Regions from separate parts of the Homo sapiens genome. Here region 2 is linked to region 1. A link is an interaction called in ENCODE POLR2A ChIA-PET data of the cell type or tissue named here. Cell type or tissue: B cell. All regions are shown on one strand. Links, peaks and the distances in the headings refer to the core of each region. The heading gives the core; the rest is flanking DNA. Region 1 holds the start of LOC107986077 (a long non-coding RNA gene). Region 2 has its middle 32 kb from the start of TRAK1.

Region 1 (15,987 bases), core at 8,919-11,418:
CAAGACCACAGAGAAGGAGAAGCAACACAGCCAGAGTGGAGACACCCTCAAGCGAGCGCTGGGGATGGGAAACTGGTCCCTGGGGCATCAAACAGGAAACGGCTGGTGCTGGGGCCAAGCTGAAACCCAACTGTTGCCAAACTCGCAGCCCTGAGACAAGGGCTTTAAACCGATTCAGCATCCCCCAGAGCCGGGCTCAGCTTTCCAGCTGGCTTAGGCTACACTGGGCTGGGAACCTCTGTGACAAAGCTGAGGTCCAAGATCAAAGAGCAACCGAGTATGACCATTCCAAACCGAGAGACAGAGGGGAAGGCGCCATCTGTCACTCCAGGTCCAACTCTCCAAACCTACCAGTCAAGCTCCCAGCCTGTTGTCCCTTCACTCAATCTGGGGAGACCCTCCCCAGTGCAGACTGGCTCCAGGGCTAATCAGAGCTTAGTCTGAGCACCTTCCTCTTCGCTGCTCTTGTAGTTGGAAATTGGAAAGGACCCTGGAACTAGACCGTTTCCCTATGGTAACCTCCACTCTCCTTCCAGATAAACAAAAGACCCTCCAGAAAAGGTTACCAGTCCCGAATACACACTCACAGACAGTATTGACAACGTTTACACTTTTGAAGCAAATAAAGTTCCAGTGAAGCATATCAGAAAAAAAAAAAAATCAGCGGTCCAACGACGAATACTCTGAAGGCTCTCAAAGCGGACGCTAATTTCAGTGTCTGAACAAGTGCAGCCACGGGTTCTAAAACAGGCAAGCTTAAAGCGGAAGGGGCACCCAGCACCAGCCTCAAGAGCAGGCCGACTTTTAACATCTTTCCTGAAACACAACTTTACAAAAGAAGAAACGATACAGTTCATTACATTTGTTTTTACCTGCAAGAGCTTGACCTTGGAGACTAGAAAAGAACTTTAAAAATCAGGTCAAGAAAGTGACAAAGTAAACTTGTTAACTCTCAAGGATGCAAAGGAGGGCTCTAAAGGCTCTCTGCTCTCTGACACGCTCAGATGATGTCATTTTCATCAAGTTTTGCGGGTGAGTGGGAATCGGGGTGCTGCCCGCGCTCAGCTCCAGGCTCTTTGAAGGTCGCCTCACTGTCACCTCGGAGTGCCGGAGCGCGGAATCCAGGCCACGCGGCGTGGCCGACACGATGCCCTAGGGGCACTTTTCCGGGCTCCGAGGGCCTCCTGCAGGTGCGGCCGGTGCATTAGGAGGGCTGTCCCCGCAGGGTCCCGGCGCCCGGCCTCTCACGCCGCCACTATCTCACGCGGACACTCCCAGAACACCCGTGTCCTTCCCCAGCCCCTGGGCCCGAGGCGCAGGCGGCGCGGGTGAGCGGACCCCTGGCTTACCCGCAAGAGGTGCACGGAGCGCAACCCGGCAGCAGGCGCGGTGCCGGGGGGCCTCGGTGGGGGCTTCCTCCGCGTCGTTCTCGGCCCGGCCCCGGCCGCCCGGCGGCTTCGGTTCCCTCCGCTGCAGCCGGCCGGGCGGCACGGGGGCACTCGCGGGGGCTCCGCTCTGGCGCCGCCGCCTCCTGCTGCCCGCCTGCCGCTCTGGCGCTCCTGGGCTCGGAGTCCGGGGTTCCGAGACGCGGGGGTCGTCGGGGCGTTCGAGACTCTCGGGGACGCTAAGGCTGCGCTCCGGCTCTCCCGCGCGCGGCCCCACTCTGGGGGACGCCTCGCTTGAGGCGCGCGGGCGTCAAGGGCTCGGGGCGCGCGGGGGCGGCGGCCGGGTGGGCCCCGGGGCGGCGGGCGGGGGCGCTGCTGCGGACGCGGGCACTGTTGCGGGCGCCGCCGCGCGGCCTCTCGCCATGGCTCCCCCGCGAGCGGGCGGCTTGCACCTCCCCTCCGCGCTGCCGTCACCGCCCGACGCGCGCCGAGCCCTCCCCCTTCCCAGCCCCGCCCGCCGCCCCGCGCCGCCACCTGCGGGCCGCCCTCCAGGATGCCCGCCGGCCACGTCCTAGTCGCCTGGAGCCGCGCCCCGCCTTCCTCGCCCGCGGCTGCCCCTGCACTTTTACCCACGCCGTGGGGCACAGAGAAGTATCCGGTAAAGACCTGGATCCGGAAAAGCTGATCACATCCCTCCCCGAGCGCTTATTTACTTCTAGCACTTCTCGGGGTCCTTCCAGAGTCAGTCTAAGAGAAGGATGGGACCCCCGCGGCCCGGGGCGCTGATTGTCGTGAACACAGTGGAAGTCCAGGCGTTCTGTTCCTGCAGGGCGGGCTGTCTCCTAGCAAAGCCGCCCTTAGGCTTAAATGGAGGGAGGATGGAGCCGGGGACGGGGGGAAGGCTGGAGGGGATGGAACTGGCTGTTGGACTAAGATGCCACCAAAGGGTGACAGGCAGGGGGCTGGCGGACAGCAGAGAGGGGATCAGGAACCGATCCAGGAAGTAAGAGCTCACAGGCCACTCTATTATGCAAATCACTTGTGGACGGTTTAACAGGGAACAACCCACATGATCTCATTTCCAGTTGAGGCTACTGAGTCTACTTCTTTTCAACCCAGGGGTCATAGAGGACATTGGGAGGACTTGAAGAAGACTCAGACCAGAACCAAAGGTGTAAGGAAACTAAACCCTGCAAAACCTGATTTCTCATACTGGCATAGACTTGACTTGAAGAGATCATCAAGTGTATAGTGAAGATTGGCTCAGGCAAGAATCATCCATGAATGCTTACTCTAGGGGGCTGTTACTGGCTGGCAGATATTTGTCTGGGTTGATGTGTCTCCCCATAGATGGTTTAGACCTGTTAGTAGCAAAAGCGGAAATAGTAACTATACAAAGAGGCAGGCAGACAGCATCTTAACCAGGTGATCAAAATTTACATCACCAATGAGAGCAGATGGATATCATGTCCACATCAGCTATGCAGTATTCCTGGGGACAATGCATAACCTGAATCATGATAGTGAAACATCGGACAAACCCAAAATGAGGAACATCTATTAAAAAGAGGAAGGGTCTGTATTATTCAAAAATGTCAAGGTCATTAAAATCAAAAGAAAGCTTGGGAAATGTTCCAGATTAAAGGGTGCAAAAGAGTCAGGGCAGCTAAATGCCATGCCTGATCCTAGACTGCATCCTGTGCTAGAGGAGGGGAAATACATCACGGACATTCCAGCTGACAAAATCAGAATCCATGTAAGAGATTAAAGTATTGGATCAATGTTAAATGTACTGATGTTGATAACTTCCACTGTAATTATGTACAAGAATATCTAATTCTTGGGAAATACACACTAAAGTATCTTGAAAGGGTAAAGGTCATAATGTATGCAGCTTACCTTCAAATGATTCAGGGGAAAAAAAATCTTGATAGGAAAAAATGATAAAGCCAAGTGGGCAATAAAGGTAAGGTGCATATTATCAGTGAATCAGCATATAGAGTGTACTTGAACATTTCTGTAAGTTTGAACTTATTTCCAAATAAAAAGATTTGGAAAAATCCATCAAGTTGGGGAATGAAGTAAGGTGGAAAGAAAGCAGGTATGATATAAAAGGGCAACACAAGGGATCCTTGTGAATTTGGAACTGTTAAACATCTTGAGTATGGTAGTACAGGTGATAAAATTATCTAGAACTTAATATACACACAAATGAGTACAAGTAAAACTGGGAAAATCTGAATAAGATAGGTAAATTGTATCAATGTCAATATCCTAGTTATGATATCATATTAAGGTTTTGCAAATGTTGTCATTGGGGGAAACTAGGCCAAATATATATATGTGTGTGTGTGTGTGTATTTTTTTTTTCCCAAGACGGAGTTTTGCTCTTGTTGCCCAGCCTGGAGTGCAATGGCACAATCTCAGTTCACTGCAACCTCCACCTCCCAGGTTCAGGGAATTCTCCTGCCTCAGCCTCCTGAGTAGCTGGGATTACAGGCGTGCACCACCATGCCTGGCTAATTTTTGCATTTTTAGTAGGGATGGGGTTTCACCATGTTGGTCAGGCTGGTCTCGAGCTCCTGACCTCAGGTGATCCACCTGCCCCAGCCTCCCAAAGTGCTGGGATTACAGGCATGAGCCACCGCACCTGGCCCAAATATATTATTTCTTAGAAATGAATGTGAATCTACCATTATCTCAATGCAATTTTTAATTACAAAAAAAATCATTTTTAATTACAAAAAAACTGTATGTAAATGGGCATGCCCATCAGGGAGCATGCCAGAGCAGATATGCTGGAGCTCTCATAGTGGATCTAGAATAGACATGGTGCTGTTACCAACAGTGAAGGCTTTCAAGAAAAAAAAAAAATTAGACTATTTGAAGTATAACTGACCGATCAGATTCCTTCCAGTTCTGTAATTTAACAATCCTAGAGCTGGGGGTTCTTTGAGATCATCTAGTCCAACCTACTCATTTTCTGGAAACTGTGGGCAGAAAAGTAGTGTGTGTCCACAGGAGCATCAAATTAGCGGTAGACCCGTTAACTACTGCTTGTCTGCCAAATATGTTCTACTTTCTTTACACCTTTACCAGCTGTCTGTCACTCCCTATATCTATGAGATTCAGTTAAGGCTGGTAGAAAATTTTGAAGTCATTCATTCTTTGGAGTCCCTGATTTGTTCTGTAGTGCCAGATGACAGGCATGTGGATTCTGCCCCTGAGGAGTAGGGACCAGTTTTCCTCTCCTACTCTCAGCTTGGAGGAAGCAGATGGCAGGCGGGGCCCCAGTGACAGCCCCAGTTCTGGGCCTGACTGAGCTGATGAACTACTTGGAGCAGCTGCTGACCTGCTGCTGCTGGAAGCCAGTGGAACAGGAACCTGGGAGGGAAGCAGAATGGATACAAGAAAGGAAAACAGTAATTGCCCTGGTAAGTCCTCCCTTCATCCAGCATGAGGCAGAAGTAGCTGCAACAGAGGCAACTGGCTTCCCTTGAGCCACAGATAGCCACTGTATTCTTTCCTTTTGTTGAATCAAATCGAAATTAATCTATGTTTACTTGCATTTGCCAGGCCCTCGTTAGTAACTGTGGGAAAATACAAAATAGAATATCTGATCCCTACCCATTAGGAACCCAGAATGCATCCAGGGACCCAAGGTGGAAATGTTGAAAGTGACCCAACAAAAGCAATTAAAAGGCTAGCTATATTAGCTGGGGTTCCCCCCAAAAGCAACATTGGAGAAGGACTCATGGGCAGATACTTTCTTCTGGAAAATGATCCCGTAGGATATGGGTAGAAAAAGAAATTGGGACCAGAAAGAATGAAACAGGAAAGAAAGAAAGCCTATTGAAGGATATAAAATTTCTGTAAACAACTGGAGCTTAGTCCCACTGAGGCCCCCTGAGGAACTGCGCAGAATGTAAGACAGAGGAGGAAATATTTAGCCACCAGTTCCTATCTCCCATTGGCCAACTTGATGCTGAGTTCAGGAGTGGTGGCTCACACCTGTAATCTCAGCATTTTGGGAGGCCAAGGTGGGTGGATCACTTGAGCCTCAGAGTTCAAGGCCAGCCTAAGCAACATAGCAAGACCCCATCTCTACAAAAGAAAAATTTAAAAATTGGCTATGGAAGTATGAAGGTATATGCCTGTAGTTCCAGTTACTCAAGAGGCTGAAGCAGGAGGATTGCATGAACCCCTGAACTCAAGACTGCAGTGAACTATAACTGAACGATGGCACTGCAGCCTGAGCAACAGAGCAAAACTCTTGTCTCAAAAAAAAAAAAAAAAGTAGATGCTGAGCAAAAAAAGCTAACTAAGATACAACATGGGACATATATAAAAGATGCCTGACACCAGCTTTATTCATTGCTGCAGTCCCAGCACCAACAACAGTGCCTGACTCATAGATGCCCCGTCAATAGATACAGAAAGAATGTCTGGGTGCGGTGGCTCATGCCTGTAATCCCAGCATTTTGGGAGGCCAAGGCAGGCAGATCACTTGAGGAGGATCACTTCAACTTCTGTTGAAGACCAGCCTGGCCAACAGGGTGAAACCCCGTTTCTACTAAAAATACAAAATTAGCTGGCATGGTGGTGCATGTCTGTAATCCCAGCTACTTGGGAGGCTGAGGCAGGAGAATCATTTGAACCCAGGAGGCAGAGGTTGCAGTGAGCAGAGATCATGCAGTTGCACTCCAGCCTGGGCGACAGAACGAGACTCTGTCTCAGAAAAAAAAGAAAAACAAAAAGAAAAAAAAAAAAGGGCGGGACGAGGTGGCTCACACCTGTAATCCTAGCACTGTGGGAGTCCGAGTCGGGCAGATCACCTAAGGTCCGGAGTTCCAGACCGACCTGGTTAACATGGTGAAACCCCGTCTCTACTAAAAATACAAAACAAATTAGCTGGGAGTGGTGGCACATGCCTGTAGTTCCAGCTACTCGGGAGGCCAAGGCAGGAAAAGCTCTTGAACCAGGGAGACGGAGGTTGCAATGAGTCAAGATCGCACCACTGCACTCCAGCCTGGGCGACAGAGCGAGACTCCATCTCAAAAAAAAAAAAAAGAATGAATGAAATACTGTAAAAAGTAGATCCATAAGTCATATATTGACAGTTTTGCGTGTGTGTCTATTTTTTTTGGTTTTTGTTTTTATTTTTTTTAGAGACGAGGTCTTGCTGTGTTGCTCAGGCTGGTCTCCAACTCCTGAGCTCAAGCAATTCTCCCACCTGAGATTCCCAAAGCGCTGGGATTACAGGAGTGCACCGCCATGCCCAGCCTGTGTCTGTTGGACTAGGCTAGGGTGATAGAGTAGTGGGTAAAACAGATGCATTCCTCAGCCTGGGCAAAATAGGGAGGCCCTGTCTCTACAAAAAAATCAAAAAACTAGTCAGGGATAGTGACATGTGCCTGTGGTCCCAGCTACTTTGGAGCCTGAGGTGGGAGGACTGCTTGATCCCAGGAGGTCTAGGCTGCAGTGAGCCATGATTGTGCCACTGCATTCCAGCCTGGGTGACAGAAGGATACCCAGTGTCAAAAAAGAAAAAAAAAACGGGTATATTCCTAGCCCTAATGGACCTTTCTGTCCAGGAGAGGAGTCAGATAATGTGATACACATATACATATTTAATTAGTTTGTGAAGGCCAGGCATGGTGGCTCACGCCTGTAATCCCAGCACTTTGGGAGGCCAAGGCAGGCAGATCACTTGAGGTCAGGAGTTTGAGATCAGCCTGACCAACATGGTGAAACCCCTGTCTCTACTAAAAATACAAAAATTAGCCAGGCGTGGTGGTGTGCGTCTGTAATCCCAGCTACTCGGGAGGCTGAGGTGAGAGGATCATTTGAACCCGGGAGGTAGAGATTGCATTGAGCCAAGATCGCACCACTGCACTTCAGCCTGGGTGGCAGAGTGAGACTCTGTCTCAAAAAAACAAACAAAAAAAAAATAGTTTGTGAAAAGTGCTATGAAGAAAAAGATGCAGGTGCTGTAAGTAGGATAAGAAGGGGGTTTATGATAAATCAGTTGGTTGAGGAAGATCTAAGGCGCTAACACTTAAGCTGAGACCCAAAGGAGGAACAGGAACCAACCATGCAAAGTGGAGGGGCAAGATCAGACCCAGAAGTGGGAAAGGCCCTCGATGGCTGGAGCCATGGTGGGGTTTCAGGGAAAAGCCAGGCAATGAGACTTCATGGTTCTGGTAAGGAGTAAAGAGTTTTAGGTAAGACTGACATGGTCACATTCACTTTCTAAAAACCTCCTTCTAGCCGCTGTGTGGAGGATGAACTCAAGTGGATAATCAAAAACCTCCACACTGCTGGCTGTGGAGGGTGTGAATACCAGACCACATCAAGACCAGCACAGAAGGGTCAGCTGCCACAGCATCTCCTCTACCACCACTACTGCCACCAGTAATTCTTCAGGAATATGCTAAAACCCACTGTAACATAAATGGGTTCAAAAATGGCAATTGGTAGACTATCGGGTTCCATAGCTGAAGGTTAATTAAAACCAATATTTCTAGGCCGGGTGCGGTGGCTCACGCCTGTAATCCCAGCACTTTGGGAGGCCGAGGCGGGCGGATCACGAGGTCAGGAGATCCAGACCATCCTGGCTAACACGGTGAAACCTGTCTCTACCAAAAATACAAAAAATTAGCCAGGCGTGGTGGCGGGCACCTGTAGTCCCAGCTACTCGGGAGGCTGAGGCAGGAGAATGGCGTGAACACGGGAGGCGGAGCTTGCAGTGAGCCAAGATCGTGCCACTGCACTCCAGCCTGGGCGACAGAGTGAGACTCCTTCTCAAAAACCAAACCAAACCAAACAAAACAAACAAAATCAATATTTCTAGCCTGGGCAACATAGGGTGACCTTGTCTCTACAATTTTTTTTAATTGGCTAGGTGTGGTGGTGCATGCCTGTGGTCCCAGCTACTCAGGAGGCTGAGGTGGGAGGATTGCTTGAGCATGGGAAGTAGAGGCTTCAGTGAGCCATGATTGCACCACTACATTCCAGCCTGGGCGACAGAGCAAGACCCTGTCTAAAAGAAAAAAAAAAAAACTCTCAGACAATCTTACAATTAGTGTGTGAGGGAAAGGGGAAAAATGTTTTCTATTATTACATGTGTAGGAAATGGAACAATTACAACAAACAAAGTATCAGCTTGAATTGAACTGAGAGCACCCCACATGATTGTGGGGTATTCATCTATAATCACCCCAAACACATACATACTCTAAGAAAAGAGCTTGAACCTGTCACCATTTCAGAAGGAGAGCAGAGTCCAATTATGTTTCATCCACATGCACATTATCCTGAAATCTCTTTTTTTTTTTTTTTTTTTTGAGACAGGGTCTTGCTCTATTGCCCAGGCTAGAGTGCAGTGGTACGATCTCAGTTCACTGCAACCTCCACCTCCCGGGTTCAAGCAATTCTCCTGCCTCAGCCTCCCGAGTAGCTTGGATTACAGGCACATGCCACCGTGCCCGGCTAATTTTTGTATTTTTAGTAGCGATGGGGGTCTCACCATGTTGGCCAGGCTGGTCTCGAACTCCTGGCCTCAAGTGATCCGCCCACCTCAGCCTCCCAAAGTGCTGGGATTACAGGCATGAGCCACAACATTCGGCTCCCCCTTTTTTTTTTCTTAGAGACGGTGTCTCGCTCACTGCGCTGCCACCCCCCTTTTTTTTTTCTTAGAGATGGTGTCTTGCTCTGGCACCCAGGCTGGAGTACAGTGGTGCTATGATCACTCACTGCAGCCTCAAACTCCTGGGCTCAAGCGATCTTACTGCCTCATCCTCCCAGGTAGCTGAGACTACAGGTGCATGCCACCAAGCCCAGTTAATTTTTTTTGAGGGGGGGTAGAGATTAGGGGGCACATGTCTCACTATGTTGCACAGGCTGGTTTTGAACTTCTGGCCTCGTGATCCTCTACCTTTGCCTCCCAAAGTGCTGGGATTATAGCTAGGAGCCACCGTGCCCAGCCATCATAGAATATTTTATGCCAGATTTTAATCTCACATTTATTGAGCACAGTTTGCACCAAGCACTGTGCTAAGTAGCACTGCACTAAGTGCTTTATTTTTTTAATTTTTATTTTATTTATTTATTTATTTTTGAGACAGAGTCTTATTCTATCACCCAGGCCAGAGTGCAGTGGCAAGATCTCAGCTTACTGCAACCTCGGCCTCCAGGGTTCAAGCAATCCTCTTGCCTCAGCCTCCTGAGTAGCTGGGACTACAGGCGTGTGTGCGCCACCATGCCCAGCTAATTTTTGTATTTTTAGTAGAAATGGAGTTTTGCCATGTTTGCCAGGCTGGTCTCGAGCTCTTGACCTCAGGTGATACTCTTGCCTTGGCCTCCAAAGTGCTAGGATTACAGGTGTGAGCCACTGCACCCAGCCATGTGCTAAGTGCTTTAGTAACATCAGTTCCTTCATTCTGACAGCAACTCTATGAGACAGCTATTATCTGCAGTTTATAGATAAGGAAACTGACCCTTGGATAAGTGAATTAACGTATACAGTCATAAACTATTGAAAAAGTCAGGCTGCTAGCCCCATATGACTGATTAAACACTTTGCTTTTGTCTCTGCGAAGTAAAAGAGAGTCAACCTCAGTCTTGGGTAATGGGAAGAATGAAGAGGAGAGGAATGGCACGGGAAAAGAATTCTAGGATTAAGACATGAGGGGCTGGGCATGGTGGCTCAAGCCTGTAATCCCACCACTTTGGGAGGCTGTGGCAGGTGGATTGCTTGAGCTCAGGAGTTCGAGACCAGCCTGGGCAACATGGAAAAACCCCGTCTCTACTAAAAAATACAAAAAAATTAGTTGGGCATGGTGACATGCACCTTTAGTCCCAGCTACTCAGGAAGCTGAGGTGGAAAGACAGCTTGAGCCTGGGAGGCAGAGGTTGCAGTGAGCCGAGATTGCGCCACTACACTCCAGGCTGGGTGACAGCGCCAGACCCTGTCTCAAAAAAAAAAAAAAAAAAGACATGAAGACTTGTGTTTATAAACCAGACTTATTGTGCATGGATTTTTTAGACATAAGAAAAACCATGAATTAATAACAATAACTTCTTTACAGCATCTGGTCTTTTGCCTTGAATCCATCTACTTTCCTCAGACAAACCAGATGCTATCATTCTTGTGCTGTAAACTCTTCAACAACGCCCTAGTGACCTAGGGGTATAGCCCAAACTTTCACTCAGGGAACAGTATTCTTCACTGGCCCCCATCCATCTCTTTAGCCATCTGCTCCACCACACTTTTTTTTTTTTTTTTTTTGAGACAGAGTCTTGCTCTGTCGCCCAAGCTGGAGTGCAGTGGCGCGATCTTGGCAAACTGCAAGCTCCACCTCCCAGGTTCACGCCATTCTCCTGCCTCAGCCTCCCTAGTAGCTGGGACTACAGGCTAATTTTTTGTATTTTTAGTGTAGATGGGGTTTCACCGTGTTAGCCAGGATGGTCTTGATCTCCTGACCTTGTGATCCACCCATCTCGGCCTCCCAAAGTGCTGGGATTACAGGCATGAGCCACCACACCTGGCTTTCTCTGTCTTTATTGGGTAGCCACCTCTGAGCTCTAACAATTGTTCCGATGTCTAAATGCAAACCCAATGTTGTCTTATCTCCTAGATTTTCAAAAGAAGTCAGAAATCTGGATTGCAAATAAAATCTACCTGTTTTAGGCCAGGTGCAGTGGCTCACACCTGTAATCCCAGCACTTTGGGAGGCCGAGGCAGGTGGATCACTTTAGGTCAGGAGTTCAAAACCAGCCTCATCAACATGGTGAAACCCCCTCTCTACTAAAAATACAAAAATTAGCTGGGTGTGGTGGCACATGCCTGTAGTCCCAGCTACTCGGGAGGCTGAGGCAGGAGAATCACTTGAACCCAGGAGATGGAGGTTGCAGTGAGCTGAGATTGCACCACTGCACTCCAGCCTGGGCAACAGAGTGAGACTCTGTCTCAGAAAAAAAAAAAAAAATTATGACCATGAATCTCAGGTGAGCTTTACTGCTGCTGAACAATTAATAACTCTCTAATCCAGTCATTCTCCCACTCTTCATGAAAACTACAACACATTTTTTCTTTTCATATCCAAGTTCTAGCAACTCCCTCCCCATCTTCACTGTCAGATGGTGACTTTGTTTCTTATCTCACTGAGGAAATGGAAGGAATCAAACGAACTTGTTTTTTGTTTGTTTGTTTGACGGAGTTTTGCTCTTGTTGCCCAGGCTGGAGTGCAATGGCGCGATCTCGGCTCACCGCAATCTCCACCTCCCAGGTTCAAGCGATTTTCCTGCCTCAGCCTCCCGAGTAGCTGGGATTACAAGCATGTGCCACCACGCCTGGATAATTTTTTTTGTATTTTTAGTAGAGACAAGGTTTCTCCATGTTAGTCACACTGGTCTCGAACTCCCGACCTCAGGTGATCCACCCTGCTTGGACTCCCAAAGTGCTGGGATTACAGGCGTGAGCCACCATGCCCAGCCCAAAAAAACTTCTACAAGCTCCCACCACTATGTCTACCCACCTAGTTGTGACTGGGACCAAATCATCTATTCACCCTACTGAAATTAGTGATGAATTATCCCTGCTCCCATCAAAAGCCGACTCCTCCCGTGTGAAGTAGACCCCATTCCTTCTCACCTACTGCATTAGGGTGAATGGTGGTCCCCCAAAATGTATTTCAGGTCCTAATATCCAGAACCTATGAATGTGACCTTATTTGGGAAAAGGGGATTTGCAGATGTCATTAAATTTTTTTTTTTGCGGGGGGAATGAAGTCTCACTCTGTCACCCAGGCTGGAATACAGTGGCACGATCTCGGCCCACTGCAACCTCTGCCTCCCAGGTTCAAGCGATTCTCCTGCCTCAGTCTCCAGAGTAGCTGGAATTACAGGCGCCTGCCACCAACATCTGGCTAATTTTTGTATTTTTAGTAGTAGAGATGGGGTTTCACCATGTTGGCCAGGCTGGTCTCAAACTGCTGACCTCAGGTGACCCGCCCACCTTAGCTTCCCAAAGTTCTGAGATTACGGGTGTGAGCCACCACACCTGTCATTAAGTTAATGATCTTGAGATGAGATCATCCTAGGTTACCTGGGGAGGCCCTAAATCCAATGACAGTGTCCTAGTAAGAGAAAAGCAGAAGGAGATTTAAAACAGACAGAAGAGTAGAACGCACACAGAGGAGAAGCCAATGTGAAGGCAGAAAAGAGAGAGATGCATCCACAAGCCAAGGAATGCCAGCAGCTGCCAGAAGCCAGAAGAGGCAAGGAAAAAATTTTCCCCTAGAGCCTACAGAGGGAGTACATCTCTGCTAACATCTTGAGTTCAGATTTCTGGCTTCTAGAATTCTGAGAGAGTAAGTTTTTGTTGTTTTAAGCCACCAAATTTGTGGCAATCTGTTATGGTGGCCCTAGAAAACTAATATACCTGCTTGGGTATATCATTACAATTTTCTCCCCTCCTTCCTCCATCATCAGTTTTTTTCCTCTCTACTGGGGCATTCTCACCAGCATACAAACATAGTTATTTCTTCTGTCTTTTTTTTTTTTTTTTTTTGAGACAGACTCTTACTCTGTCACGCAGGCTGGAATGTAGCGGCATGACACTGCAACCTCCGCCTCCTGGGTTCAAGTGATTCTCCTGCCTCAGCCTCCCAAGTAGTTGGTGCCTGCCACCACACCAGGCAAATTTTTGTATTTTTTGGTAGGGATGGGGTTTCACTGTGTTGGCCAGGCTGGTCTCGAACTTCTGGCCACAAGTGATCCACCAGCCTCAGCCTCCCAAAGTGCTGGGATTACAGACTTGAGCCACCATGCCTGCCCTATATTTCTTCCATCTTGAATAGAAGAAAAAAACTCTCTTGACTTTACTTCCACCTCTAGATGCCACCCTGTTTTTTGTCATCCTTCATAACAAAGCTATTTGAAAGAATTGCTTATCGTCACTGTCTCAATTCTGTCCATTTTTTCCTGAAACCCATTCCACTGAGACTACTCCACCCAGTCAAGGTCACCATTGACCTCCACATTGCTACATTTAGGGTCCATTATCAGTTCTCCTTTTACTTGACCTCTCAGCCACATTTGACACAACTTTTGTCATCTTTCTTCTTGGAACACTTTCTTTACTTGGATTCTAGGAAACTGCACTCTACACTCACTCCTTAGTGATCTCATCTAATCTCAAGGCTTTAAACACCATCTACACATAGATAACTCCAAGTTTATACTTCCAGTCCAGACTTTCCCTCTGAACTCCAGACTCATGTAAACAAACTTCCTACTTGACACTGGCATTTGGATGTCTAATAGGCATCTCTACCTTATTATGCCCAAAACTGAGCTGCTGGACTTCTAAAAATTCTACTATTCCACAGTTTCCTAGATTTCAATTGTCCAGGCAGAAACCTTATATTTATCTCTGACTTCTCCCTTTTTTTTCACCCCACATCCAATTTATCAGGAAAACCTGTTGGTTCTACCTTCAAAATATAATCCAGAACCTACTTCTTACTGCCTTCACTGCCTCCATCCTAGTCCAAACCACCATCATTTCTCCTGCATTCCTGCAAGAACCTCCTAAATTCTTACTTGTTCACCTGCCCTCTGCCCCTGCCCTACCTCAGTCCATTTTTCAATGCAGTAGCCAATGATCTTGTAAAATGTGAGTCACATCGTGGCTCTCCTCCGTTCAAAACCCTCCAATTGTTCCCCATTCCTCCCAGAATGTAAGCAAAAGTTTTTACAGGGCCAGGAGTGGTGGTGCACACCTGTAGTCCCAGCTACTTGGGAGGCTGAGATGGGAAAACTGCTTGAGCTCAGGAGGTTGAGGCTGCACTGAACCGTGTTTGTTACACTGCACTCCAGCCTGGGTGACAGAGTGAAACCCTGTCTCAAGAAAAAAAAGTCTCTACCATGGCCCACAAGACCTACACCGTCTACTCCCCTCATCCCACTGACTTCATTTTCCTCTTCTCTCCAACTCACTAACTTCACAGGAAAAATAGTCTCCTTGCTGTTCCTTGAACATGCCAGAGACACTGTCACCTCAGAACTTTTGCACTGGCCATTTCCTTTGCCTGGATTGTTCTTCCTCTACTTATCCTTATGGCTCTTCTCCTCATCTCAATAAGACTTATTTTTTTTTTTTTTAAGACAGGGGTCTTGTTCTGTCACCCAGGCTGGAATGCAGTGGGATGATCATAGCTGTCTGCAACCTCGAACTCCTGGGCTCAAACAATTCTCCTGCCCCAGCCTCCTGAGTAGCTGGGACTATAGATGCACATCATCGTTCTGGCTAATTTTTTATTTTCATTTTTGTAGAGACAAGGTCTCGCTATATTGCCTAGGATGGTCTCAAACTCCTGGCCTCAAGTCATCCTCCCTCCTGGTCCCCCAAAGTGCTGGGATGATAGGCATGAGCCACATGGCTCACCAATGAGGCCTCCTTGAACCATCTCATTAATACTGCCACTTATTTTCCCCCGGCACTCTCAATGCCCCTTACCCTGCTCTGTCTTTTTTAAAATTTAGCACATTTTAATATATTATATTATTTATTTTCTTAAACCCTCTTAATTCACAAGGTAGTCTTATTCTCAGATGTATTCTCAGCACAACGTCTAGAACATAGTAGTTGCTCAATAAATATTTGTTGATTGGATCAAACCTTCAGGATCTAACCAAAGATCCATATGACTTGGAATACCTTCATTGATTAACATTTTACTGTTTTGTTGGATGTGGAGAGTGTAGTAATTCTCATTTCTCATATCAAAGTTAAAAGATCTTGAGAATATTTCCTGAACCTCCTTAACTTCCCTTTCACAACCCATTATAAAGTGACCACCTATCAAAACCTTGCTAGATCCTATTTGTATTCAAGTTATACAATAATATTCTTGGGGTAATGGGTGTCCCATACTACTTTCCGTTTATGGTATGTTGACACCAGCTAAATCTCAGCTTTTATGGACTTTGAGCTCATCTAATCCTCTTCCTAAGCTACTAAAGAGTATTTTTTTTTCTTTTTTCTTTTTTTTTTTGTTTGAGACTGGGTCTTGCCCTGTCACCCAAGTTGGTGTGCAGAAGAAGCACAATTGTAGTCTACTGTAACCTAGAACACCTGGACTCAAGCAATCCTCCCACTTCAGCCTCCTGAGTAGCTGGGACTACAGGCGTGTGCCACCACATCTGGCTAATTAAAAGAAATTTTTGTAGAGACGGGGGTCTCACTGTGTTGTCCAAGCTGCTCTTGAACTCTAGAACCCAAGGGATCCTCCCACCTTGGCCTCCCAAAGTGTTGGGATTACAGGCATGAGCCACCATGCTCAGCCCCAAGCTAAAGAGAATTAGTCACAGTTTATCCTCATGGAAAAATACCTCTGCTATTTTAATTCTTTAGTTGCTCTTATTTAAATCTTTCCAAATTTGTATGCCTTTCTGAGTTTCTGGTAACTGATATTTTAAGTGTAGCAACATGCTTCTAGCTCTCTCTTTCTATGTTTTGTTTTGTTTTCCCCTGAGCAATCTTGACCCAAGCCCAGAGTCCATGGAAGTTCAAGGGTGGGCATCAGGGAGTATATTT
Region 2 (15,987 bases), core at 8,458-10,957, 52 kb before region 1:
CCCTAGAGAGGCAAGGGGGTTTTGCTTGGTCCACAATTAAAAGTCAGATTCTAGACTTAAATCAACTTGAGTACAAAGAAGAAATTCTCTACGAAGCACTAACACACACATCTGGGAAACGACAGCTCAAATTTTATCAGCCACTTTTGATAAGTAATCCAAAGCAGACCTCAAGATTACTCAAGAAGTAGCACAAATAATTAGGAATGTGTGGTATTGAGAGAAGAAGCCAAGAGCCTCTGTATAAGAATCCCCCAGGAAACAGTGAGGTCAAGGACCAAAGACACAGAGGGGCTAAAGGGAGCACATCATCCCTCCCCCCAGCCCCTGAAAAAGGCACCCCATTAGCCTTTCTCATTGAAATTAACAGGGCCGTTACTAGGAAACGGGTCCAAACAGTCATGTACACACCAAGTGAATAAACAGTGACAGCTGGGCCTTCAGTGACCATGTCATGGGATGGCAAGATGGCCTTAGAGTGAGTGGGCTGTGATAAGCCAATGCATAAAAGTAATAGCAAGATAGGAAATGAAAACAGGAAACACACAGGCTACAAACTGCATGCATGGTAGGCAGGGAGGACTGAGCCGTGCCTAAGCTAAGGAATACTAGCTCCTCACTGGTCCTTGCTGGGCACTACTTCCAGAAGCACCAACGGCGGAAGGTCCCACTTCTGCACGGCTCATGACCTTGCTGCTTGGGGTGGGGGTGGGGGTCGATGTCCACACCCAGCCTTCCCACGCTGGGTGCTCTCTCTCTCTCTCTCTCCATGACCATCCCATTTCAGAGCAAGTGAATCCCTCCATGGACTTAGGGGTTCTAACACACTTCAGAGCTTCCCCTTCACAACTAAAACTTTTCTTTTTTTTGAGACAGAGTCTCACTCTATTGCCTAGGCTGGAGTGCAGTGGCACAATCTCAGCTCACTGTAACCTTTGCCTCCGAGAATCAAGAGATTCTCGTGCCTCAGCCTCCCAAATAGCTGGGGCTACAGGTGTGTGCCACCATGCCTGGCTAATCTTTGGAATTTTAGCAGAGACGGGGTTTTGCCATGTTGGCCAGGCCAGTCTTGAACTCCTGGCCTCAAGTGATTTGCCTGCCTCAGCCTCCCAAAATGCTGGGATCACAGGCGTGAGCCACTGGACCCAGCCTCAACTAAAACTTTAATAGGGGTTTGTTCTGTTGGAAGGGTAGAAAAGGCATTTTTGGCACAAGGAATAAGAAAACCCTTTAAAAGCTCAACATGGAGTTAGGATTCAAGAGATAGCCAGGTGTGGTGGCTCAAGCCTATAATCCCAGCACTTTGGGAGGTTGAGGCGAGTGGATCACTTGAGCCCAGGAGTTGGAGACCAGCCTGGGAAACATAGTGGAACACCATTTCTATAAAAAAATTAAGAATGAGACAGGTGTGGTGGTACACGCCTATAGTCCCAGATACTTGGGAGGCTGAGGTGAGAGGATAGCTTGGGCCCAGGAGGTCGAGGCTGTAGTGAGTCATGATGGCACTACTGCACTCCAGCCTGCACAACAAAATGAGACCCTGTTTCTTAAAAAATAAATAAAACTATTCCAGTACTTCCACAATTCTGTGGCCCAATTATGTTGGGTAAAGGCTATTCAGTTTGATATTGTCTGATTAATATCAAACTGAATAGCCTTTACGCAACATAATCACAAGCTGAGTACCCCAAATCTGAAAATTCAAAACCCAAAATGCTCCAAAATCCAAAACTTTTGAGCACTGGCATGGTGTTGAAAGGAAATACTCATTGAAGTATTTTGGATTTCAGAATTTCAAACCTGGGATGTTCAATCCGCAAGTATAATGCAAATATTCTTAATTCCAGAAGAATCTGAAATCTAAAACACTTCTGGTTCCAAGCATTTTGGCAAAGGGATACTCAATCTGTATTTTTATTTATCTTATTTTATTTATTTATTTGAGATGGGAGTCTCGCTCTGTGGCCCAGGATGGAGTGCGGTGGCACAATCTTGGCTCACTGCAACCTCCACCTTCCAGGTTCAAACAGTTCTCGTGCCTCAGACTCCAGAGTAGCTGGGGTTACAGGTGTGTGCATCCATGCCCAGCTAATTTTTGTTTGTTTGTTTGTTTGTTTTGAGACAGAGTCTTGCTCTGTCACCCAGGCTGGAGTGCAGTGGCGCGACCTCAGCTCACTGTAAGCTCCACCTCCCGGATTCACACCATTCTCCTGCCTCAGCCTCCCGCCATTCTCCTGCCTGAACCTCCTGCGTAGCTAGGACTATAGGCACCTGCTACCATGCCTGGCTAATTTTTTGTTATTTTTAGTAGAGACAGGGTTTCACCGTGTCAGCCAGGATGGTCTTGATCTCCTGACCTCGTGATCTGCCCGCCTCGGCCTCCCAAAGTGCTGGGATTACAGGTGTGAGCCACCATGCCTGGCATGTATTTTTTAAGTATAGCTACTTAACCCATTAAAAATATACCCTTACTATTCTATGGTAAAATTAATTCACAAATCATTATGAGAAAAGCTTTTCATATCAGGAAGTCTAGCACAAATATTTTAACTTCAGTATTTTAGGAAACAGTCTATAGTCTGCTTAAAGTATTTATTATGTATTTGTATTTCCATAATAAGTTCATAATGAAGCAACATTCATTCTATGCTATTAGTCTAGGATCACATGGTAGCTTCCTAGATTCTAGGTGATAATATTTTAGAGTTCTTAGAAATTACATTTGGGTAACTCAGACAGCAAGTTCAAAAATTTATTTTATTTCTTAATCTTCCAACATTGACATCAGACTGTAAGAGAATTCTTTTTAAAGGTTTTTTTTTTTAATTTGTATCCCTCTATTTATTTATTCATTTGAGACCGGGTTATAAGACTGGCTAATTTTTGTATTTTTGGTAGAGACAGGGTCTTGCTACGTTGCCCAGGCTGGTCTCAAACCCCTGGGCTCAAGGGATCCACCCACCTAGGCTTGAAATGTGCTGGGATTACAGGCTTGAGCCACAGCGCCCGCCTGGCTGCGAGCATTCGCATTTTTGTGATGTATCATTACCACCCAATACAGAAGGCATTTGTGATCTCCCTCAGGTCAGATAGTAATAAGGGCTGGGCATGTAAAATGGGTTCCCTCCCATCTCTAGTGCTCTGAAAGGGATGACTGGGCCTCTCTCTCACGTGGATATAATTTCCACATGGCCACCAGGGCTTCTCACATGCTGGCTGGATCCCAAGAAGGGGTGTTCAAAGTATGAGACAGAAATTACAGATCTCTTTAGACTCAATTTTAAAAGTTACACAGTGTCACTTCTACCGCAAACTATTGGTCAAAATACATCACCGGGCCAACGCAGATTCAAGGGGAAAGGTTACAGACTCTACATCTGGATGGGAGTATGGTAAGAACTTTCAGCCCACCACAGGGCCAGAGAGCAGACAATAAGGCACAGCTGGGCTGCCCCGGCACATATGCTTTTTTCACTGTGTGGCTCCCACCACTTTTTTTTTTTTTTTTGGAGACAGAGTCTCACTCTGTCACCAAGGCTGGAATGCAGTGGCACAATCTCAGCTCACTGCAACCTCTGTCTCCCAGGCTCAAGCAATCATCCCACCTCAGCCTCCCAAGGAGACGGGGCTACAGGCGTGTCCCACCAGGCCTGGCTAGTTTTTGTAATTTTTGTAGAGACAGGGTTTTGCCATGTTGTCTAGGCTGGTCTCAAACTCCTGATCTCAACTGATTTGCCCGCCTCAGCCTCCCAAAGTGCTGGGATTACAGGCACAAGCCACCACACCCAGCCCCACCTTTACAAAAGAGCAAGAACTGCATCACAAAGGCATTCCTGGTTGGGCAGGGGCAGTGGGGAATGTACTGACAGACAAAACCCGGATGCTCCTTCAGCAATGGCTTAGGGCAGGGCTTGGCAAACTTTTCCCGCGAAGCGGAAAATAATAACTATTTCAGGCCTTGAGGGCAATACAGTCTCCGTTGCAATTCCGCAGTTGTAGCTGGAAGGCAGTCAGAAAATATGGAAATGAATGGGTGTGGCTGTATTCCAATAAAACTTTATTTATAACAGCAGGCGGTGGGATGGATTTGACCCATGGTCTGTGAGAATAAGCACTGGATTTGGTACTGGAAAACCAGGCCTGGAATTCTGACTTTACTACTCACTACCAGTGTGACCTTGTTTGAGTTTCTTAAAATTTCTGAAGCACGTCCTCCATATCTCAAAAACAGGGATAATGTCATCCATCTCCTAAGGTGGCTCTGGGGAGTGAGGTAATACAGGTGAAAGTGCAGTGCACATCCCCTCATAAGACAAACACGCCTTCACTGCAGTGCAGAGCCTGGAAAACAGCTCAAGGGGCTGTAGGGAAGTCCCACCAGGCAGGACACAAGGGAGTGTCAGGCACTGTTTTCCAACAAAGTGAAGACTTCACTGATGAGAATTATATTAGGCAGCAGCAGCCTAAATAGTCTTTGTTAAAGACCTATCCTTGTTTTGCTTTTTCTCAACAGCATAATACTTTGTTTTAAGGCATACAGATAGCGCTGACACAACCTATTTCACAAACCCTATTTCACACAGAGTAGCATGCATGGTCAGTGAAAAGGAAAATAAAAACCACCAACATGAAGAAGCCTCAGAGGTGCCAGGACTCAAATACAAAGTTTTTCAGAGGGGTAGCAGTATAGTCATGCTGTATTTAAGCTGGTTTTGTAGATTCTGAAATGTTAAAAAATAGTCTCCAAGACAAGCATATTTTTTAATGCTAAAAGTATAACTGGAATTATTAAACATGTGAATGCAAACTTGATTTTTTTTGAAATTGGCCCTAGTAGGAAAAAAAATATTCAAAATTAAGACCTATCCTTAGCCAAAGGAATCAAAAGCACTGAAGCATTTTGTTTGCACCTCCGCTAATACGGCACTCCTTTATAATACCAGTAGTTCACCAAGAGATTGAGAGTTTCACAAGAGTAACAGGCAGCACTGTACTCCTGCTTTTGGAAAATTCCACTTCATCCACAGGAAAGTGGACATGTTAGAAGGTGAGTGACTTGTCCATTGTCAAAATCTTGTCTGCTGTAGGATTCCTGCCACACATATGAGCAGGATCTCTCTCAGCCATGACTCCTCTTGCAATTTCAATGTCCCCTTCTCCCAAATGGGCAGCCTTAGCCAGAAGCAGCTGTCCCAGAGCCTCCACCCGAGACAGCTGCATTCTGGAGGGATGGCGTCAGCAATAGCCTAGAAGGGCGTGGTTTCCCTCCTGAGCCCCAGAGTGAGTGCCAATGGCTGTCATCATTTGAATTGAATATCCGTTTCCAAAATAACCTGGACCATTTCCAAGGCAAAGTACTACTGAATAAAGCTCAAATCCATGCAGATGGGTAGATGGATGGGCTTGTTGCTCCTGATTCATTAGTTAATAAACTGGTATATATTGTTGGTGTTCTGATTCATAAATTAGATGGGAAAGAAGTGAGATGACTTAGCATAACACAAGCCAAAGTGAACATTCCCAAATTCTCTTGTATTTGTACTTGCACGGAATGGAATTCTCACATGATGGCTGGGATTTCTATATTAAGTGTCTCAGGCCAATCTTCTACTAAATAAAGTTCAAGTGGCACTGGGTTCACATGATATTCAGAGCTCTGTAGCAGCTGATTGTTTTCCCCGTATCTCCTGCTTTGGAACTTCAGCTTCAAAGTAGCTCCTTGCCTGCTTTTGCCATGGCCAGGGTCCACTCTGTATCCAGGAGGTGTAAATATGATGAGCTATGAAAAGGCTGACAGACAACAGGGCTGCCTCCCTGGCACTGTGTGTGTGTGTGTGGGTGTGCGTGGGGGGGTGGGGTGTGCATGGGGGGGTGTGCGTGGGGGAGGTGTGCATGGGGGGGTGCGTGTGTGGGTGGGTGTGTGCATGCACGCATGCACAGATGTAGACACACACCCATCACTTGAAAACTTAAGGTCAATGGTTACGTAAGATGTTAACATTAGAGGAAGCTGGGTCAAGGGTGTATGGGAACTCTGCACACTTTTTGTAACTTTTCTATAAATCTAAAATTATACCATAACAAAGAACTTTTTAAAATGCACTTTTAAGTCAGCTTCCAGGCCTGAAGCATACCATTTAGGTTTTCACAGGGTCCTTCAGCATAAGTCATTAAGTCCCTTGGAGGGTCAGTTTATTTAGCCCTAAATGAACCTGATGAGATCCCCAAAAAACTGCAAAACAAACAAACAACAACAACAAAAAAGGCCGGGCGCGGTGGCTCATGCCTGTAATCCCAGCATTTTAGGCGGCCAAGGTGAGCAGATCAACTGAGGTCAGGAGTTCGAGACCAGCCTGGCCAACATGGCGAAACTCCGTTTCTACTAAAAATATAAAAAAAATCAGCCAGGAGTGGTGGCGGGCACATGCAATCCCAGTTACTCAGGAGGCTGAGGCAGGAGAATGACTTGAACCAGGAAGGCGGAGGTTGCAGTGCGTAGAGATCGCACCACTGCACTCCAGCCTGGACAACAAGAGCAAAACTCCGTCTCAAAAAAAAAAAAAAAAAAAGCAGCCAAAAATGACCTGACAAACAGGTGTGATATTAATATGACAACATTCACATTAAGGCTTGTTCCCAATGACAGACTGAGACTATAAACCAGTGAGACTGCTAAGGGACCACGCCTGGAAAAAGAGGCACTCCTCTACCGTTACATTACTCTCCTGTCCCACAGTTTCAAAGCTGCCCCGTCTCTCCTCCCTGCTCCTCAGAACCCAGAGGTCTTGGTATCTGCTATTCCCTCTACCTGGAATCTCCCTTTACCACCCGCCCTCACCCACCACCACCCCCCACCCCCCACCGTGGTGCTGTAGCCATCTCTGTCTTTTTTCATATCTTAACTGACATCTCAACCCCTCGGCATCCCCTTCCTTTATTTTTCTTCTTAGAAGCTATTCCTTCTGATACACTACAATATACTCATTTGTTTATTTCCCCTCTCTCCCAAATAGAATGTAAGCTCCATGTGGATGGAGCTTTTGTGTGTTTTGTTCACTGCTAACAGGATTTCTTGAAAACCTTCTATGGGCTTTCCCCTGTGAGTCTTATTGACATGGTTCTCTGGAATCATTGGGAAAAAAACAGAATGTTTTTTAAAAAGAAAAGACATTTCTTATGCAGGGGGAAAGAAAGAAGTGATTAATATCAAACAAGCACTTTCAGAATTGCTATGTACCTGTAACACTGTCCTCCATGCTTTATTGTATCATTGTCCACACTAAGTATATTACTTTATATAATCTCACTCATTCCTCAATGATCTGTGAAGTCAAAGGAGCAGGCGTTATTATGCCCACTGCACAGAGGAAGAAACTGAAGTACCACAAGCAAACGGTGAAGCCAGAACAAGAATCTAAGTTACCCTATATCCTGCCTAGAAGAGCCTCCATCACAGCTAGCTGTCTCTCTGTAGAAGAATAAAAATACTCTGAAATAAGTCACTTTTAAATTTTTTTCTGGAAAATAAAAAGCTTTCTGAGTTGGATGATTTTTTTAATAGAACACAAATATGAAGGAAAACTATACATGACCTGTCACGTATATTCTTGTAGGAAAATGCACAGAAGTGTCCACGAGGAAGAAAGGAAATCCCCGAGGCCTGCTGATAGGCACAGGGAGAAACAGGCCACAGTTCTCTTTTAGCCACTGTTTTGAAAATTTTATTAGAATTCATAAAGACTATCAAAAAGATAACTGATGAAGACAAGTCATTATCTTTCTAAAATATGGTTAACTCAGGTCCTATCCTGGAGTGGAGAGCAGGGATGGGAATCTCAAAATCTGTATACACACAGAAGCACACTTGACAGGGCCCTGAAGTCCCAGCCTGGGCAACACAAAGAGGCCTCGTCTCTAATAAAAATTTTTTAAAATTAGCCAGACATAGTGGTGCATGCCTATAGTCCCAGCTACTCAGGAAGCTGAGGGGGAGATTCACTTGAGCCTGGGAGGTTGAGGCTACGGCAAGCCATGATCGCACCACTGCACTCCAGCCTGGGCAACAGAACAAGACCCTGTCTCAAAAGGAAAAAAAAAAAGTTCCCTGAAGTCCAAAGCCTACTTATATCATACGTATGTATATTTGTGTGTATACATATACATACAAATATATACACGCATGCATACACACCTGGATTTATTTTAAATTCAGTAAATTAGCACTTTATCTTTAAAAAAATTGCAGCACAGAGCAGATGGTAAAGAGTAAATCTCTTAAGATACACATTTTTTCACATTTCAATATCTCTAAAATTGAATTTTGTCTTATAGCCAATCGTCCTTTACTATGCTTACTTTGTAGCATTTTTTGCTTTCTTAGAGGTACATAAAGCAATGGCGTATCTTACGATCTGTTGTGTGTGGGGGTGGGAGCTCAGCGCAACAATTCAAATGGGCCACCAAACAATGGGCAAGGCCCACAATGGACATTAAAGGGAGATCCCTGCATCAGCCAGGAGGTAGGACAGGTTGACTTTAAAGGTTCCCTCCAGGCCAGGCATGGTGGCTCATGCCTGTAATCCCAGCACTTTGAGAGGCCGAGGCAGGCAGATCGTCCAAGGTCAGGTGTTCAAGACCAGACCAGCCAACATGGTGAAACCTCGTCTCTACCAAAAATACATTAAAAAATAAGCTGGGCGTTGTGGCGGGGGCGCCTGTAATCCCAGCTACTGGGGAGGCTGAGGCAGGAGAATTGCTTGAACCCGGGAGGCAGAGGTTGCAGTGAGCTGAGATCACACCACTGCACTCCAGCCTGGGCAACAAGAGTGAGACTCTGTCTCAAAAAATAAATAAATTAAATTAAATTTAAAAATAAAGGTTCCCTCCAGTCCTCAGTTATCATAATAAAGATGAACATGATAAAATGAAATTTAAAGGCAAAAGCATACTTACAAACAAACCTTGTCTTCGTCAATCTCCACAACTGCCAAGGTACATGAGTATTATCTATATTTTAAAGATGAGGAGGTTCCAAGGAGTATTTTACCCAGAAGCCGGCCACAAGTCTCACTTCCCAATGAAATGCCCACTGTGGCAGAGCAGTAAGAGAAGCAGCAGCCAAACCAGAAGAGCTTAAAGGTGGCAAAAATAACCCAACCAAGGGGCGAAGGGCAAACCTGGGTAGCAGTAAAGGAGGAAATGATATTTGAGTTCAGCTTTACAAGGAAGCTCACTGAATGACATGTTCAGGTTTACAGGCATTTAAAATGAAAACGCCTTTCAGTTGGTTGTATTTTCTGGTTCCTTCAAATACTTAAGAATAAAAGCACAAACTGATTAACATGGTGTGGGCCACGTGTCAGGTGAACCAGGGTGAGTTCTCCAGGTTACAGGACACTTGATGGAGGAGAGACATGTGGCCTGCCCAAGATGCAAATGAGACAGAGCCAACCCCAGAATCTAAGTTCGTCTGCTCCCTTTCTGCTTGGCCACACACAGCAGGTCAGTGCTCGCCTTCCAGCAGGTTCTCCTCAGATCACAAGATGAGAGCAGCAGATACAGCATCACCAGCAAACATAACAAAACCTCCCCAGGAAACTGCAGCCCACTTGTTCTGATCCCAATCGGCCCAGTCACAACTACAGCAAAGGGAATGGGGCCACTGTGATTGGCCTGGACCAATCAATACCCACTGGACGCCTCCTCAACCCCTACTCCAGCATGCTGCAAAGGAGGCTTAAGAATGGAATGAAATCTGGATTCTATTAGGAAAGAAGAAAGTGTGGCAGAGATGGATGTGAATTGGCAATCAATTTCTGTTACTCCCATCATTCACCCTTCATTCCTTCCCTTCTTCCTTCATTCAAGAAGCAGGACCGTGAACCTACTGTCAGTCTTTGTGGAGAAAACAATTGCACAAAACTGGATTCCAGCCCTCCAGGAGCTCATGGTCCATCCATATTTACATAAGAATATTCCATTTTCCTTGGTATCCAAAGTAGCACTGGACAGCCCAGGTGGTCTAAACAGCAAAGAGTAATTTAGAGTGCCTTTAATTACTGCACCTTAAAATGCACCAGTGTCCTAGTTCCCATCTTCATGATCACTGCCAGCCAGGAGGTTGCTGGATCTCAATCGGCCAAAGTGGCAGAAGGTGCCCTTCACCAGGTCCCTGTTCTATTCATGGCAGCTGTGCACGGCTCAGGTTACAGGTTGGTTCAAATCCACAGAAAACTGGCTCCTCTAACTGAGGCAATTTTGGTACTTTACTTTGTCTCTCACACAAGATTTTTATTTTTAAAATCCTAATATTGGAAATAGAAATGTTGAGCTAAAAGGTATTAAGAAGGATGTAGAATAGCCTATTATTACAATCGGGGCAGAAAAAAGGACTGTGAATTCAAAAATATACAAGCACTCAATATTGTATCCTAACATGGCATACATTTAAAGGTTAAGATATGAAAAATGCATACTTTTATGTTGCACTTGGGACAATATTAAAAAGTGGAAATTTTAACCTTTCTTCTAGATTTCTGGGTAAACAAAAGAATGTTTTTAATTTCAAAATTTCTAATAATTCTCCAGGGTAAAATAATCTCTTTAATAATCAGCTAATAACTTTGCTCAATATAATTTTAAAATCAATTATATAAAATATTTCTGCTTCTGTTGAAATGTTTTTAACATCTGTTATCCAATAATTATTTCAATAATAATTTCAAAAGTCAACAAGCACATGAAAAAATGCTCAACATCATTAACCATCAGGAAAATGCAAATCAAAACCATAATGAGATACCACTTCATACCCACAAGGATTTCTATAATCAAAAAGACAGATAATAACAAGCATTGGCAAGGACATGGACAAACCAGAACCCTCACTCACTGCTGGTGGGAATGTAAAATAGCGCAGCCACTTTGGAAAACAGTCTGGCAATTTATCAAAATGTTAAATACAGAGTTACCACATGATCTAGCAATTCCTCTCATAGGTATCAACATAAAGAAATGAAAACAAATGTCCACAATAAAAAAAAGTCTACAGATGTTCACAGCAACATTATTCACAATAGCCAAAAAGTGGAAATAATCCAAAAGTTTACCAACTAATGAAAGGATAAACTAAATATTAAAAATACATAACAATGGAATATTATACAGCAATAATAAGGAATGAAGTACTGATACCTACTACAACATGGGTGAACTCTGAAAACGTTATGCTAAGTGAAAAAAGCCAGTCACAAAGGACTACATATTGTATGATTCCATGTATAACAAATGTCCAAAAGAGGAAAGTCTATACAAACATAAAGTAGATTAGTAGTTGCCTGGGGCTAGAGGATTGGGGGAAATGGGGAGTAACTGCTAATGGATACAGGGTTTCTTTTGCGGGTGAAGAAAGTGTTCTAAAATTTATTGTGGATGGCCGGGCACAGTGGCTCACATCTATAATCTCAGCACTTTGGCAGGCGAGGAAGGAGGATCGCTTGAAGCCAGGAGTTCAAGACCAGCCTTGGCAACATAAGGAGACTCCATCTTTACAAAAAAATTAAAAAATTAGCAGAGCATGGTGGCACACGCCTGTGATCTCAGCTACTCAGGAAGCTGATATGGGAGGATTGCCTGGGCCCAGGAGGTCGAGGCTGCAGTAAGCCATGATCACACCATTGCATTCCAGCTTGGGCAACAGAGCAAGAGAACCTGTCTCAACAAATAAGATTTGCTGTGGTGATGTTGCACAACTCTGTAAACACTGAAAACCATTGAATTCCATACTTTAGATGTGACAACTGAATGGTATGTTAATCATATCTCAATAAAGCTGTTATTTTAACAAAGCTTTTTAAAAAGTCTATGGGAGAGAGTTTTATAAAGAGAGAGAGTTTTACGGGCAGTTTCTTTGGGGTGTCAGAACTATTTTGTATCCTTGGGGTGGTTACATGACTCTATACATGTGTTAAAATTCAGGCTGGGTGCAGTGGCTCACTCTTGTAATCCCAGCACTTTGGGAGGCCAAGGAGGACAGACCACTTGAGGTCAGGAGTTTGAGGCCAGCCTGGCCAACATGGCGAAACCCTGTCTCTACTAAAAATACAAAAATTAGCTGGGTATGATGGCACATGCCTGTAAATCCAGCTACTATGGAGGCTGAGACAGGAGAATTTCCTGAACCTGGAAGGCAGAGATTGCAGTAAGCCAGATCGCGCCACTGTATTCCAGCCTGGGTGACAGAGTGAGACTCTGTCTCAAAAAAAAAAAAAAAAAAAAAAAAAAAAAAAAAATCTAGTTTGCTGTAGATCATTTACAAATTAAAAAAAAATTTAAGTCTACAGCTTTGGGCATACACAGCTGTATTATTAACAAAAGTTCAGAGATAATCATGGCAATGGTTAGTTTGTAAAATGGAAAATGATTCAACTTTCACTGACTTAGTTATGTTTGCTTCAGGGAATAAAAAAGTTATTTCCACTTTTCACCATACATACAATTTCTACTATATATAAAATAACTTCAAAAATATTTCTACCATGCTGGGAACAAGTACGATGGTGGTAAAAGAGGAGAAGGCTGTTTTTATAGAAAACAGCTGAGTCTTCCAATGGAATGAATGCTTCTTCCAGGCACCAGGCTAGGTAGAAATGTGAAGTCCTTGGTTCTTGGTCTGGCTATATAACTGATTTGCTGGTGAGGTGACCTGGGGTGAGTTATTTATGATTCTCCTGCTTAAACTCACCTACGGCTTCCTATCATTGCTAAAATAAAACCCAAGCTCCTGATTCTGGCTTGCAAGGCTCTCAAGGTGCACCCTGTACCTGCCTCTCCTTGCCTCTGCCTACCAGGCTGGGGCACCAGATGAGGAAGGACAGCAGGGTGGACCATGAAACCAGCCAGGCCTGACTCTCCAGCCAAAGGGGGTGCTGAAGGAGGTCACTCACTTCAAAAGTATTTATTGATTATGTTGACAAAGTGCTTAGCACAGTACTTAGCACATAAGGAGCCCTGAATATTTCGTTATTCAGGTAAATAATGAAATTCATTTTTCATTGAGTATGCACAGATACATACTCAAATGTTAGCTTGCTTTATAAGGACAGGTCGCTGTCTACCCTGAATCCTCAACACCCCAGTGGTAATTAGCAGGTGCTCACTAAATCTACTGACTCCACGATGTTGGTCTTAGGAAACAGGGAAGATTCAGGGAGAGTCAGAGTGTTTAGAGAAATTCCAATTAAACTCAAAAGAGACCTTTGTGCATCCAAGTATCTTTTGTCACAGCTTAAGCAAGCATCAGAGTAGGGCAGACTGATTGCAGGGCCAGAGATTTTGGTCCCAATTGTGTGGGATGAGCAGTCAATCCATCAAAGGTAACAGAAAAAGCAAAGGTAGCCCTCGGCACGTGGGGTTTCATTTTCCCTTGGTGAGGGAGGGGAAAGGCGGTATGATGGACTTGGGATACTCCTTCACCCGGGCAGTTCAGGCCTACTCTACTTGACCAGCCCAGGTCAGGCAGGGGCAGCGTGGACTTGGCTCGGGCAGGTCCTGGGTGTGGGTGCCAACCCAGCTTTTGCCAGGTCCTCTGGGCCTAGATCCTGGGGGCGGGGTGAGGAGGCAGTGGCTTCCATAATACTGATTTCTCCAGCCTACACCAGGGTCCAGGAGGAAAGAAGCCCATACCACAGAATGGGGCCCTACACAAAGTATCCCCAGCTCCCCCAAGAAGGCTGACTCCCCACCCCATCCCCAGAACAGTCATTTGCCCTAAGGGTCCTCTTTTACCCTCCCCCTTTGCCATCCCCCGCCCCCCCCCCCCACCCGACTCTGAATGGGACTGCAGTCTTTTCTCTCTGAGTGCCTTTTTTTCTGGAGGCAGGGAGGGGGAGGCGGTCCATTATCCACCTTTTCTTTTTCTTCACACGGAAAATGAGCTCGGCTATCACACTACACGAACTGTAAACATTAGAGAAAAGTCAGCCAGACAGAGTCCATAAGGTCCACTAGCTTACACAAACGGGAAAGAAAAGACTTCACTGTGTGGGCCACTGCCTGGGAGAAGCAAGATCTCATAAAAACAGCCATTGTTCAGAAGGAAAGAATCAGACAGCTTTAGTCCAGGCAGCACATGAAAAAGCAACATTCAGCCAGCTTGCAGAGTCAGGAAATCTAAATGGCAATGGAGTAGCCCAGTCAGTCAGCTCCCCCTGTCTTTCCCCTTAACAGAGGTCCAAAATGTGCCAGTAGCACCAACAACTCCAAATGCCTTGGGAAAATGACTTCTTCGGGGACTACGCATTCAGCCACCAGTTTTCTCAGAGCTGGGGACCTCTGATAGCCACTGACATCCTGGAGCCCTTACCACCTCAGTCCTTAACACTGTGGTGTCACGGGACTCTTTCATAATGGGGGAGGGGGCAATACAGAACAATGCATACAATGGGATCCCAACTAGATTAAATGCACATCCTGCATGCACACAGAATAAAGATTAGAAGGAAATCCCCAGTATGCCAACTGTTATCACTGGCATCCACACGAGACCCAGTTACTTCTTCACATGACGCAGAGTAGCCCAAGTTATTTTTTTCCTTCAAGACTGAATCATGCTTTTTGCTCCAATTGGCTACTTTCCTAAATCAGAGGCTGAATCTGCTCAACAATAGCATAAGAGGCCTTAAGCTGGAGGGTTATTTCCCTGAGGAAGCCTCAGATAAGACTACTGTTCCCTCCTTCCAGGCTATGTGGGAGCAACCCCCAAACCCAGAAGGACTGACTTTTGCACCAGTCTACAAGATCATCTAAACCAGTAAAGAGCATCAGAATCTCCTGAAGGGCTTGTTAGAACACAGATTGCTGGGCCCCCATGCCTGAGTTTCTGAGGTCTGAAGACCCAAGAATTTGCATTTCTGACAAGCTCCCAGTGATGCTGACGGTACTGGTTGGGGACTATAGTGAGGGCTACTGCTGAAAGAGCAAGTAATGTCAAGCCACATAATCCCTAAGATATGACACAATGGACTGTTCAGCACAGGGCTGATGCCATGTCCCTTAGAGACCCGCCCAGGTGGTGCTTCTTTAATTTATAATCATCTTTAACTACTTTGTGAGTTTGGACTTCACAGATTACTCCTTGCTTCTGATGGAGTCTGCAGATTTAATCATTCAAAAGCTGGTCACATGCTAAGCTGTCATATCACAAAGGCACAGGGTGGCTTCCAAATGAGTCACGTCACTGGGTAGTAGAGAAGATAGGGCTCAAAGAGGAATAAGTTTAAGAAGGAAAAAAATCTCAGCCACACACATCTGGATAGCCACCAGGACTGTATTCTGGGAATTGGGGGTGAAGCAGCCAGACCTCCATTGTCTTTCATGTCTTAAAAGATAAAGGTCTCTCAGTCTCCCAGATCACTCAGAATTCTCCATCCTATCTTTCTCATAATGGCTCATTCAAGTGCAAGTAGCAAAGGGCTAGCCATCTCCTCTGAGCCTTTGAAGGCCAGTTCACTCAGGTCGTGGGCCATCGAATAGCCACTCAGCTGCTCAAGCTGGTCCATATGGAGAAAGGACAGCCAAAGCAAGAAAATAAGCTGCAGATGTTGGCCCAGGATTTAGAGAAAGCTGCAGATAAAGGGGAAGTCCCTGCTAAGAGCATCTGACCTTCCAACAGGGTTAATACCATCCCCACCTTGGTGGAAAATGAGAAGGCATGGATCCACTGGGTTGGCTGTCTTCCTCCCTCTCTTGGGCATAGAATGGAGGCTCCCTACTGAATTATCAAAGGAAACGCCATAGAAAAATCTGCACCACCCTCACCTTCACTGGTTAATTCAGACAACTAAGAGCTCTCTCTGGCTAGAATGGTGAAAGCTATCAGGATCTACAACAATGACAGATATGATGAGATCTGCACTGCTGGGGAGGCAATGCCCTGGGCCACAAACCCAAGGCTTGCACAGCCAAGCCCACCTGGAAAAGACAAAGGCC

What was found. Peaks named below come from ENCODE experiments on the same cell type or tissue, not always from the same donor. Only the 100,000 strongest peaks of a DNase experiment are listed, where the experiment ranks them.
Region 2: POLR2A ChIA-PET joins it to region 1 with 8 read pairs; 14 of 35 experiments call an interaction of 5 or more read pairs at or near these places.

Annotation. Positions count from the first base shown.
Region 1 is chr3:41,999,480-42,015,466 of GRCh38, reverse strand. LOC107986077 (a long non-coding RNA gene) reads left to right here and starts at 1,898. Exons shown (of 2, transcript XR_001740668.2): 1 at 1,898-2,043; 2 at 2,505-3,449. It also overlaps a transcript of TRAK1 not described here. RefSeq lists enhancers at 131-632, 1,026-1,165, 2,146-2,215 and silencers at 1,356-1,425, 1,486-1,645, 1,686-1,755, 1,846-1,965, 15,977-15,987. In B cell, for the core only: no CTCF peak of the experiment used is centred there; no DNase peak of the experiment used is centred there.
Region 2 is chr3:42,051,208-42,067,194 of GRCh38, reverse strand. It overlaps a transcript of TRAK1 not described here and the pseudogene RPL7AP83. Among named protein-coding and RNA genes, the nearest start is that of TRAK1, 32 kb to the left of the region's middle. RefSeq lists a silencer at 5,193-5,412 and enhancers at 9,563-9,672, 15,172-15,673. In B cell, for the core only: no CTCF peak of the experiment used is centred there; a DNase peak (open chromatin) is centred at 9,414; H3K4me3 peaks cover 752 bases; H3K27ac peaks cover 2,288 bases.